Regions from separate parts of the Homo sapiens genome. Here region 1 is linked to region 2. A link is a contact called in ENCODE Hi-C data. All regions are on one chromosome and are shown on one strand. The core of a region is the stretch at or near the end of the contact, and the rest is flanking DNA. Distances in the headings are between cores, read along the strand shown.

Region 1 (6,147 bases), core at 1,886-4,385, 200 kb before region 2:
TTCTCCATGGGTTAAGGCTCACTGTTTCCTGCATCTGACTTGGGGTTTGGATGAGGACCCCAAAGCCTCACCCAAGCTCTCTCCCACACGTTTAATCACATTACTATCTGATTCCCACCAAAAAATAAAAATAGAATTCAGATTTGGGCCATCACTGATGTTCAGAGCAATAAATGCATGCCTGATGGTCAGGAACAGAGCCCTTCCAAGTGCAGCTTGCAGTAAAGGATTGCTTGCAGAAAATTCTAAAGGGATTAGGTGTCTCAACTGGTTCTGATGCAACATCATGCCCTGGAGATTCCAGGGGAATGGGAGATTCTCTGTATAATATATAACTGACAGCATGGGCCAGTCCTCCTTGAGTGCAAAGTGAGTTGTGTATATATGCGCTTGCTTTGTTTTCATCTTTTAACTCTTTAGGGCTTAGCTCTGGGTTTCTCTTGGAATGAATATAAATAGAAGACAGAGCCACCCACCTCCGCCTGACTTAAAAAGTGGCTTCCCGATTGCCTCAGTGAAGAGATAAATAAAGATAAATCCTGGACTTGATGATGATGATGTGGCGGGAACATTAGGGACCGGTGTGAGGACTCAGAGAATATGAATTGGTGGACTTCACGTTTTCCCTGAGAATGGCGGCTACAGTGGGGAGGCAGCCAGGCCCATCCAGCAAGGATATTCATGGAAGTCAATTCTGAATATAATCCCAGAAAATGACTGGACTTTAATCAAATTGAAAGAAACTCAGGAAAAGTAATATTTGAAATATTAACATAATTGAAAACATAAAACAACATGTTCACACCCATTAGCTGGTGAAGCTTGAGACACTCTGCTTATATCCCAAATATTGGTTGACTAATATTTGATGTCATCTTTAAGCTAGAACAAAACAAGTCCTAGAAAGAGTAGAACCAAGTTCTAGAATATTGACTGAAGCCAGAACTGTCCCTGTCCATCTTGTTTTGCATTTCTTTCCACCTTTCTGTGGAAATTATGATATTAATCTCCACCTTCGTTAAACTTGGGGGAGTTCAATGATACTGAGTGTCCCCAGCTTTCCCTGAGGCAGTAGTTTGACCATGTGTTATTTTTGGTGACATAATGGCCGTGTTAATGACACGTGTGGAAAAGCCATTGGTCAGCAGGCAGGAGTCGTCAGCACCTCCAAGACGCACTGCTGCATAAGGCAGTGAATAAATATTTAATGAGACCCTTTTCCATTAAAAAATAATGGATTACACTCAACTCTAAAGATCAACTTGAATTACTTCAGCAAAAGCCATCCACATTAGTCACGAGAGAAATGGACTCCTCATCAGTGGTATAATAAACTTACGGTATTTGGAGATGAACATCTTTGTGACTTTGAGTCTGCTCATCTCCTGCTATTCAGAAGGCTCAGCTGAAAACGGAACTTTTCCCATGAGGCCTCCTCCTCCCCAGAGCCCATGTCCCGGGGAGAACTCGGAAAATCAACACGATGGGCCCCTGGAGGGGGTCTGAGTGGACGATGTTGGGATGATCTTAACTATGCTTTGGTTAGTTGCTCATCACCTCTGATTAAATAAAATAAAGTTTTCCTACATCCTGTTTTGCCACAGGCACGGGTACAGAGCAAACCTAAGCTGGTGTTGACCATAAATAGCATAAGCTGCCTCCATGCACTGCTAATGGGACCGTTGACTGAATTCTTTGGAGCCTGGGAAGCTCTGGAGGCCGAGGCAGCACTCACCATCGGGGCCTGGGCCTGCGTGGGGTGCCTACGTCCGAAGGTTCTAACTTTATGCGGATACATCCAACCTTAAGGATCTGCCATGGGTGTCTTCTTGTTGGGGGAGGCATCTTGCCTCCTCTCTTGCACTCTCCAATCTCTGTGATCTAAAGGACACATCCTCCGTGGAGCCCTTCTGTCAACTGAACATTAATGCTACAGAGAAAGTGTTCACTGCTGGCCAAAAGGAACCATTAGGACTGGATGGGAAGAAAAGCTTGGCCTTCCTTATTTTTAGGCCTAAAGTCATAGTCATAAGGATCGTCATTCACTTATCAATCTCAGTTTGCCTCCCCTCATTTTCTCTGCGTGAAAGATGTTACTCTGGGGTTGGGGAGGAGAGCAGGCAGAAGCTGGTGACGCGGAAGCCCTGGGAGAAACCGAGGAAAGCGCTGGGCGAGTCTCTCACCACGCTTTGTGCCTGTATTCCTACTGCGTTTACCAGCTACCTTTCCGCTCTTTGCAGAAGTGGCCATTTCACTTCAGAAGTGCATTTCAGGTTTTTCGGCTCCGCCACCGAGAGACATTTATTTATGTTGCCGTCGGCCCTTTTATGATGTGTGCTAGCACCTGGCAGGTGCTCGGCCTTCCGGAGGACGCGATGTTATGCTCCGATGTTACTCACTGCTATGACGGCTTTCATCAAGTGGGCGGTGGGGCTGACGCGAATATTTTTGAGGAAATGATTACTTCGAAGGTCTGTGCCTGAATCCTTCCCGTGGAGGGGGAAGAGAGGCTCACAGGAGTGGGTGTTATGATGGGGCCCTGAGTGTGCTGTGCACCCTGTGTTGTAAAGTAGACACCACAGGAAAAAAATTAACTGGGCGAGAAACAGAAGGGGATTCAAGATTCAAATGCATACTTTCAGTTCTGTCCTCATTTGTATTGCTTTAAGCCGAAACATTAGATTTGTGTCATAAATGTACTAATAAAAATATACCTGAATGCAGAAAGCAAAAATATGCCTGAATTCCAGAAGACTGGAATATGACTTGCAATTTTCTGAACTTACCAGTAAGCTTAGGGTTCCAAAACTGACAATACAATGGCTGTAGGATTGGCTTTAAAATGATCTAGTGATGTAACTTCGAACTCAATCCCTTACGAAGCCAGTTTTCTCCAGGTTCTTTGGGAAATGCCTGAACGGATTCAACATTCTAACAAAATAATTTGGGTTCATTGTGCAATTTACTTTCTAAGGAATGACTCTCAAAGCAAAATATTAGTATGAAGTTTATAAAAAATGAAGCTGTTCCTTTCTGCGGTTTTCCTGGAAGCAGGCCTCACTCGCAGAAAATGACAGCATTCTCTGTGGCATTGATATTTACTGCCTCTGTGTTCCAGGTCACGTGGGGGTTTCCTGCCATCTGCCCACATAACTTGGTACCACTCCCTTCGTTAATTTCATTTTTCAGTTACCCAGTTTTATAAACAACTGTTTCCTGCTTGGGCCTCGATTGTCATACATGAGAAGACGAAGCCAACAGTGTAACGTATCATGATGCTGAGCCCCACAAACAAGGATTTGTATTTTCTTGAATAAAAATGAACAAAATTATTACCCAAAGAATAATTTAAAATTGTAGATATTCAACCGAGTTTTTCTATTTCAAATTTTCCCTGTACCATGTATACTCACTGAGTTTTGGAAGAATAAAAATGAAAAATAATAAAACTGTCAAATATGTTTGACAGTTTTATTATTTTTCATTTTTATTTCAAAAACTCAGTGAGTATAAATAGTATACAAATATGTTTATGTGACATGTTAAACAGAACAATAAGAAATAAAACTAATTATAGAATTAACATTTCAAACAGATTTAAAAATTTTTAGGAATTCAGGTGATTTTATTAAATCACCATTTCATGTGTGTGTTTCTATGGAATCTGCATTGAATAAGTTAGGCAGTAATGATTATAATGGAATGCTATCAAGTTATTCTTTTAAGTATCACATTGTACTCACTGTAGACATTGGGTCAAAATGCAGAAGATTGTCTGAGTTTAGTTTTGTTTTTAGGCATTTAATCAATTTATCAATCCTATGTTGGTCATTAAATTATATGACTCTCAAACCACCAATTAAAAAAAGAAGATTGTTAGCTATATGAGGAGCTTGTTCACAGACACAATGATCAATAATGGATTCAAATGACTTAAATTTTTTGGAAAGCCATAATAATCTCAGGCTATTAATAGAAGAGCTCAAATGCAAAATGTGATGGGGCCCAACTCTGCTTCCCCTCCTTCTATCCAGGGGTTTCTGCTTGTATCATGTGTACCCTCATGATCCTGCAACAGATTTACCCTCTCTTTTCATCACTTATTTGTGTAGTATATACAATCTGTAGTCATAGACAAATGCAGTTATTATTTTTTATTATTATTTTTTGAGACAAGGGCTCACTCTGTTGCCCAGGCTAGAGTGCAGTGGTGTTGTCTTGGCTCACTGCAGCCTCACCCTCCCCATGCTCAGGTGATCCTCCCACCTCAGCCTCCCGAGTAGCTGGGACCACTGGTGTGTGCCACCATGCCTGGCTCATTTTTGTATTTTTTTGTAGAGATGGGGTCTTGCTATGTTGCCCAGGCTAGTCTTGGACTTCTGGGCTCAAGAGATCTGCCCACCTCAGCCTCCCAAAGTGCTGGGATTACAGGTGTGACCCACCACACCCTGCCAAATGCAATAATTTTATCAGGTGCTTTGGTATTCGTCTTGATTTTTCAGGGTCTAAATTTTGTTGCTTATCGTTGCTGTGTGTTTTGAATAACCACCTTCTTCATGTCAGCGGATCCAGCCTATCCCATGATGACACATGGAGGTGGGGCCCATGAACACAGGAGGGGCTCCTCAAAGCAAAGACTATTCATTTAAAAAATAAGTACGGGGCAGACTTAGTGGCCCATGCTTTATAATCCCAGCACTTCGGGAGACTAAAGTGGATGGATCATTTGAGTCCACGAATTTGAGACCAGCCTGGACAGCATGGTGAAACCCCATCTCTACTAAAAGTATATATATGTACAAAAATAAAATAAGTTTTAGAAAAGGGCACATGGGTCCTGGGAAGTTAGAATCCTTACTTCTGTGTTTCTTCTTCACACATATCTGTTCTAACGGCTGCACCCCTATTGTGTCATTACCACCCTGACGAGTTCAAGTTATCATAATAGATACACAAAGATTATTTTACCTGTATTAATATTTGAATAAATAAATATGCATTTATGGGGCAAATTCAGATACTGTTTGCTTACAACACAAATATTTGACATGACTAGGAAATAAAACATTAAAGGCAATATATTCTAAATAGAAGACGATAATTATCATCTCTCTCTCTCTACACACACACGTACATGCGCACACACACACGTACATGTGCGCGCGCACACACACACACACACACACACATGAAAAAACAAGAAGAATAAAAAAGAACATCCATGGGCACTGCTGGAGTTCTGCCCTGGGGGGATTTCCGTTGTCCGTTGTCCTTTGGGGACACCTCACAGGGGCTTGGTGCTGCCAGCATCCACTCCTGTGTGCTGCCTGCATGCCGTGCAGAACCATCTGTAACTCAGGCCCAGGTCTTCTCTTCCTCTGTCAACGGATCCTAGGGATCTCCCCATGAGGCCACAGGTGCAGGTTTGGGGAAAGAAGGCAGTGAGGCTGCAGTGGGGCCCATGGGCTCTTAGGCCACTGCCTCGTGTGACTTACTTGTGTCTCCAGGACCTGCTCAGCACTGGTCACGCTCTGTTGCTTCTGTTTGAGGATGGAGGGTAGCTGTGCACCCCCAGTGTTGTAGAGTGGTGGGTCAGCGTCCCCAGCTTATGCTGGGCAGCTCAGGTCACACAGCAAGTAGGTGGTCCATGGTCAGGTGGCCAGCTTCTATTAAAACCCAGTAACAGGACAACACTGAGCTTTCTCTCAACAGGAGAGTAGTCATCTGGGATGATGGCAAGGCCTTCCTCCAAAATCCTAAAGGCCTTCACTACAATTCAGCAAAGGCCCCATGCAGCATCCCTCTCTGCCACAGACACTTCAGGCTCCGTTGGGTCTGCTGGATCACATGGCCTAAGCAGCAGATCAAGCAGCACATCAGCTTGCACGAAGCTGGATTTGCTACAGACTTTCTGATTGTTCTGGGCCCCAGAACGTACACACACATGCACACACACACACACACACACACACACACGAAGAGAGGTCTAGGGAGACAAAGTCCTTCCTTCCCAGGAGAGCTCAGTCTGCACTCAAGAACTGCAGCTATTTAGAGAAGGACACATTGTGAAGAATAATCTGCTTTGCTTGAAGTCCATGGATGCAAGTGTCAATCATATCACAAAATGTCTTCAAGGCCACGTCTAGA
Region 2 (6,425 bases), core at 7-2,506:
CCCAGTTTACAGATGAGGAAACTGAGGCACGGTTTAACTTACCCGAGGTCATAGCAGTAGAGTTAAGATTTGAAATCAAATGTCTTACTCTCTCTCATCAATGAAAACTGAGCTACGATCTATCAGCTCAGCACATAACAACACAGGATCATCCTAATTATTTCCAATGTCCCCCAGAGTGATTCTTTTTTCTTATGATAAAAATTATCTGGAAATTTCTAGGCACATAAGCAGCTGAAAAGGTTGCATGTGAGGCAATGAATAGCAGAAATATTTGTGTGCCATTTTTATATCAACATGTTAATGTGTGCTAATGAATTTTAGAGTGGATTTTTTTAAAAACATGACTATTGTAATTAAAAGCTTATGTGATTTAAATACAAGATGCAATGATGATTACCAGATTCTATTCCTCTTTATATTTTACATAAGACTTCCAGGGTTCCATAAGTATAATCTTGAAACATAGGACATTCCTGGAAAAAAAAATTGCTTAAAACTATTTCAGTGTGCAATCCACCTCTTTGTAAATGTTACTTTCTTCCATCCAAATATTACATTTGGCAACAAAACTCTCCGCTGAGAGCTTTCTCTTCCTTTTGTGTCATTGTTCCCTAAATAAAGCAACACATGAAATTCCTGACGGCAAAAATCAGACTCAGATCCCAAAACCTCTGTCTTTATGCAAGATTTATCTTTTGCATTGGAAACGGCCAAGGAATATGAAGAGGGGAAAGAAGAGGCAAACAGACAAGCATGCAGGCTCTGAGGAATAAATGCCCCTCAGGACGCTGTCTCCTGGGGAATTGCAAACCTCAGTCCGTTTCTGAGGAAGTGCGGTCTCTGCATTTCTGAAAGAGGTATTTCCCCCCCTTGACACAAGGAGCATGGTAATGAATTGACTAGTTAAAAACTGTTGGTTGGAAAAACCCGTCCCTGTGTCTTTCTGAGCAGGGCGAGCTGAGCTGTCCGCGAGGCTGCGGCAGGAGGCCTCGTCCTCCCGGGCAGGGTCCCTCCTGGAGGCTCCCCCGGTCTCTCCCAGACGCACCCGCGCCGCGTCCTTGTTCCCCGGGAGCAGCCTCCCTCCAGCCGCCGGTCCTGGGAGCTTCACCGTCCAAACGGGAGCTGAGTTTGCAAGCGGCCAGGCGGCGGTGCGGCTGGTGCTGCTGCTGATGTCAGAGCCAGAAAGCAGTTGTGATTGGATCTAATTAGACGCTGCTGCAGCAAATAGACAAGCTCCCTGCGTGATTGGCTTCAAAGTGGCTGGTGCCAAACAACTAGCAGAGGCGCAAAAGTAGCCTCCCTGCGCTGGGAGCCCAGAGCAGGAGGCAGAGCCCGCGGGAAGCTCGGAGCACTCAGGACGCCGCGCGCCCTTCCCCGCCCTCCCTGACCAGGGAGCAGCTCGCTCCAGGCGCCCAGCCGAGGCCCCCAGCCCAGTGGGAGCAAGTCATAGAGAACAATTCGAGAGACAGAGAGACGGAGCGCGCTTTCCTGCTCAGTCCTGAAAAGTGAGCCGCTCCCGGGTTTGCAACCTCAAGCTTCGCAGCAGCGGCGGCGGCGGCTGCCGGGAAGGAGGCAGGTGCAGGTGCAGGAGGGAGGCGGCTCTGGGCTCCGCGCCTGGGTCTCGGCCATGGCCTCGGTCCTGGGGAGCGGCAGAGGGTCTGGAGGGCTGAGCAGTCAACTCAAATGCAAGTCCAAGAGGAGGAGGAGGCGGAGGTCCAAGCGGAAAGGTAAGGACCGCGTGGCGCGCCGGCCCCTGCCCCCCTTCACCCCCGGCTTCTCCACCCCGGCCTCTCATGGGGTCTCCGGGCTTGTCCGTTGTGAGCAGCTTCACTTTGGGGTGCTGGCGGGATGGCTGCTCCGTGCAGGGCGCTCGGGAGTTCAGATCCCGTGGAAATGTCTGGGGCCTCCTCTTGCCCAGAGGGGACAGTGAGCAGCCACGCTGCGACATGTTTGAGGGACCCGGACGAAGTGGGGCGAGGGCGGCGAGGAGCTCCCCGGGGACCCCGCGCGTCTCCGGGCCCCGCAGTCCCCAGTGGCCGGCCGGGCTGGCACTGCCTTCCACCCTCCGGAGGCCATCTCGTCTCCCAGTGCCAAAGGAATTACCCAAAAACGGGGGAACGAGCCCTCGCGCCAGCTACTCCCATCCAAACTGTCCCGGAGGAAGGGATAGGCGAAGCCCTGCGATCGCCTCTCCAAATTGGCTGGCAGTTTTTACTCAATGTGGTGCCCGTCGATTTGTAAACATTGGGTCGTAAAGAGAACACAGGGCTCGTCCTTGGAGAAATAAGCAGAAATGAATACAGGAAAACAGAAAGAAGCATCATATTTTGTTAGTGGTAGAAAAAAACCGCAAACCAGGAAAGCAGGAAAAGCAGCCGGCTGACAGCGGCCACTGACAAACTCAGCTGTGCCTTGTTACTGATATTCCTGGGGCTGGGCCGCGCTGAAGTTAGTCAATGCTACAGCAAGGGAGGGCTTTCACACTGGGGATTTTGCAAAATTAGCAATCGCTCCAATATGAGAGCAATGCCCCCAGTGCCATCGTAGCCTGTGTGCATGCCAGGAAGAATTAAAAGATTCTTCTCATGCCGACCCTTCTCTCCTAGAGGAACCTGTGTTATTGTCAGTTCCTAGTGAGCCTGCAGGAGAAAGTTCAGTTCTAATCATGATTTGAAATGTGCTGATTTTTTTTAAGTGAGGTAGAAGTATAAAGAACGGTTGGAAAAACACAGCTAGAATTGATCAGCTTTGCCAGTTGTTTGAAAGCAGGAGGCAACGTTAGGTGTGTTTGGGGTTGTCCATCTTTCCTGAAGAATTTTCATCTTTGCATTGGCCTAAGATAAGTTTCTACCAGACCGTTTCCTGTGTGCCCTCGAACCGTCACCAGGTCCTTTATTGCCTCTTCCAATAATAGAAATTATCCAGACAGTCAGCAGGCATAAATGTCAATAGCAAACAGTCATTCATTATGACCGAACGTCAGGACCACTGGGAGGGATTGGCCCCCACAACTTCCTCAAAAGGTTTTGGAGCCTTTGGTTTCAGAAGGGAGGTGATGTTGTGGTTCTCATTTACCTCTCAGCTGCTAAGTGTGCGCTTGCGATTCACTTTGTTGTTTGAAATTATCATTTTGAAACAGACCTGTTAGTGTCCTCCAAAGATAATGCCAACACAAAGTGGCATTGATATTGAGAAAGTCACCGGATTGAATAATGAATATGACTTTTAAAAGAGGAAAAAGGAAGCATCATCTTTACACTTGAAATGTTCACATTTCCCAATATTTTTTGATTAGTCTATTTAAATATTTAGAGTTGAAGAATGTGGAGTAATAGTTCGCAATAATGCATTTTATAAATATAAACAGGAGGAAAGTGTTGCCTTTCTCCAAATTCACTTGCCTTGCCAGGAAGCGTCAGTCATGCTAGCTTAGAAAGTATTCAATTTAGGGGGAAAAAGGAAATCTGGGGAAAGACTTCATTTGCTATAAACTTAACTTTAGCAATTCAAAATAAAACTCCTATAGCAAATATTTCCATACCTTGGTTATTTTGAATATGTCAAGTCCCTTAATTTTCATAGCCAAAAATTGAAGCGGGAAAGGGCATTCAGGTTTTGTACACTGATTTCTGTTACGAAGAGATTTCTGGCGTGCGGGAGAATTTCCCAGGGCACCTGCCGGCAGCTATCTTGATAGGAAAGTCAAATCAAACGGCTAAAGATTCAATTTTTGGGGAAACGTTAACCATGTAGATGTAACTGATCAAATTAAAAGGTAAAGTAACCAGCTAAGAGACACATTAAATAATTATTTGCATTTTCCTGGGAATTGATTACTTCATCTATGATACCTAGTTATTACAGATGCTGATATTTTTTATTTTATAAAAACAATGGTGAGTTTAAATTATGTTCTAATTGTCATGAATCTTAACAACCATAAATGAATAGAATAACCTCAATTTTAAGCTTATCTGATATTAAAACTCTATACTTGCCACAATTTAAAATCCACGTGTGTATGAGAGACTGTTAAGGAATTTAGTGTGGCTCTATTAGGTGCTAACTGAAGACACTGACAGAAGCACAAGGTAAGGGCTGTTCTTATGGGGGAATAAAGACAATTAAGATACATGCTGACCCTGTTGCCTGTCAGATGCGTATTTCTACCTAGTCTAAGGGACAAGAATCATTTTTGAAGATGCATGATAACTTTAATTTCCCAGTGTGGTGACATCTGGCTCCTTTTCTATGTGTGACTCTGAGAGTGACTTTGGCATGATATGCTTCTTATCAAAATGATCTGTGAGCTCTGAAATAAAGCATGCCGGGGCTACCACTGAAGGGTGGTCAGGACACAATACTTTCATTAAGTATAATCCATAGTCTTGGAAATGATATTTTTTTCTGTAGAAGTTATATTTTAGTTACTATGCCACAAAGGCAGCTGTATGTATCTTTAAAAAAAAAAAAAAAAAAAACACCTTCGTCACAGAATATGACTTTCAGGTATTATTTGGCAGGAACCTGTATTTCTCTCTCAAATAAACTTTAAAGAAGGTTCTCAGAATATGTCTCCCCACACATCAATCCTACTTCTGTTATTTTACTGGGACCTAGTGTTGTACAATTTTGTGTTTTCTGTGTTATTTTTCAGCAGGGACTTTCTTTTAGAAATTATTCATAAATGGTTTAAATTTTTTATGTAAATGAAAAATGCCAAAATTTGACTCTCATATAAGAGAAAAACAAGCTGCTGAAAAAAAAAAAACTATGAGAAGGACAGGGAAAATCTCTCTCATTTTTACATCGCGGCAAAGCAACGTTCATATCCCATGACACATGCCAGACACGTCAGTGTGTCCCGCGCCTGCCTCACTCAGAGGCGTTCGGAAAATAGTAGCACTTGGAGGTTATGGAGACTGTTACCTGCCATCACTAAATACCCCTGGAGTTCATTTCTCACACAGTACCAGGAGATTGCACTTTATTTTATAGTTCTTGGTAATTATGTACAACAAAATCCATATTATGTGGTTATATAGAGTAATATCTGCCTGTATTAGAAAATAGCTCAATGTGTACGTATTAAAAAAGGATACACTTTAACCAAAAAATAATAAAGAAAAAGGGTTTTTTTTGTTAATATCCGTTCAACCAGGTAGATTAAGAGGCAGAACTCAACAAAACAGTAGAGTATATAAAAATAAATCACTTTAAAATATGCCAATAATTCTCTGAACCCTGGAATAACTTCAGGGTAGTATGTATGAGGAATTTCTTAAATGTTTTTAGTTATTAAAACAGTGCATATATTCTGCTTTGTCTATCTGTTTTTCTCTCTTTTGTGAATGTATTTTTTTTTCTAAAAGAAGCTATGCATTGGCATGAAAGGCATTTTGCAAATGAAATATTTTTAATCTTCTACCCATTACTGTGTACAATGTGTAAAATGACTGAAGTTTCCAGAATTTTTCTTTGAAAAAGGCTGTTTCAAGGCAAACATATTTGGAAATAGATTGAGGGCCAATCCAAAATCAGCTGATTCCACAAGGTACATTGGAGGCTGGGGTTTTAGAAGCGGCGTGTCAATCTTCACAGAGTGGAAAGGGGAAGGGGCTTCAGGGGTGACTGGCCATGCAGGATCCGCAATCATCCGGGGCCGGTCGGGTTGCATTTGAGCTTTGGCACAGGACACCTCTTTGAGGCATTTGACAGCAAAATAAGTTATCTTGAAATTTAGGTATTGTTCTAGAGTGGTTGGTTATACAGAGTTTTAGAAACTTGAAAATACATTTTGAGCACGAGGTAGCTCTATAAAAGTAAAGCCATGACTCATGGGAAGGTGTGGAGAACGGGCAGGTTGCTGAATGTTGTGAAATGCAAATAAAAAGTTGGCAAAAGGAACAAAATAAGTCGAGCAGATGGATGGCAGACGCCGGCTTGCTGTGAAATGAAAATCCATGAAAAATTAATGAAATAGAAAGATTGTGCTGAGGATGAGGGCAGAGCGGCCGTGGGCTCCGCAGCCCCTGCAATGCTACAGTCGTCCCCGCCGGTGTCACCCTGGCTGGCCAGGGACACAGTCCTGCACCGCCGGCCGGAGCCCCACATCCTCCGCTTATCTCGCTCACTGACAGCTCAAGAGGAAGGGCTGGATTTACTGATAAAATCAAATTGATTCAACCGTTAACCAGCACCTAATTGTGTGGTGCTTTTTTTCCCCCTTTCTCTTTTTAAAAATTTTGTATCAGTGCCTCTGGTTTCTAGTGACCCATGTAATAACAGTAATTGGAGATTGCTTCAAGGGCATTAGATATGACGTGCGAGTTTGAATGTAGAATAAAAATATGGGATTCGTGTATCCATATCTAAACAGGGGTGACTCGGTTCCTGCAGAAGAACCATCTCAGAAGCGCATT

Evidence for each region. Hi-C counts contacts between places; a loop is a spot of excess contacts on that map. Pooled maps may share reads with other maps.
Region 1: a pooled map shows a loop between it and region 2 (7-fold over the local background). The contact joins the enhancer-like site here to the promoter of ADARB2 in region 2. A Hi-C loop is called at or near these places in 4 of 37 single-sample maps with no recorded cell type and 3 of 50 pooled maps.

The regions. Positions count from the first base shown.
Region 1 is chr10:1,935,504-1,941,650 of GRCh38, reverse strand. No RefSeq gene overlaps it. Among named protein-coding and RNA genes, the nearest start is that of LINC00700, 76 kb to the left of the region's middle. RefSeq lists an enhancer at 1,727-2,926. Within about 2 kb of position 3,135, at least 4 of the 41 ENCODE cell types and tissues checked have a DNase peak (open chromatin) inside an H3K27ac peak, as active enhancers do.
Region 2 is chr10:1,732,356-1,738,780 of GRCh38, reverse strand. ADARB2 (adenosine deaminase RNA specific B2 (inactive)) reads left to right here and starts at 1,256. Exons shown (of 10, transcript NM_018702.4): 1 at 1,256-1,730. The coding sequence starts at 1,631. RefSeq lists a silencer at 1,307-1,366 and an enhancer at 1,328-1,924.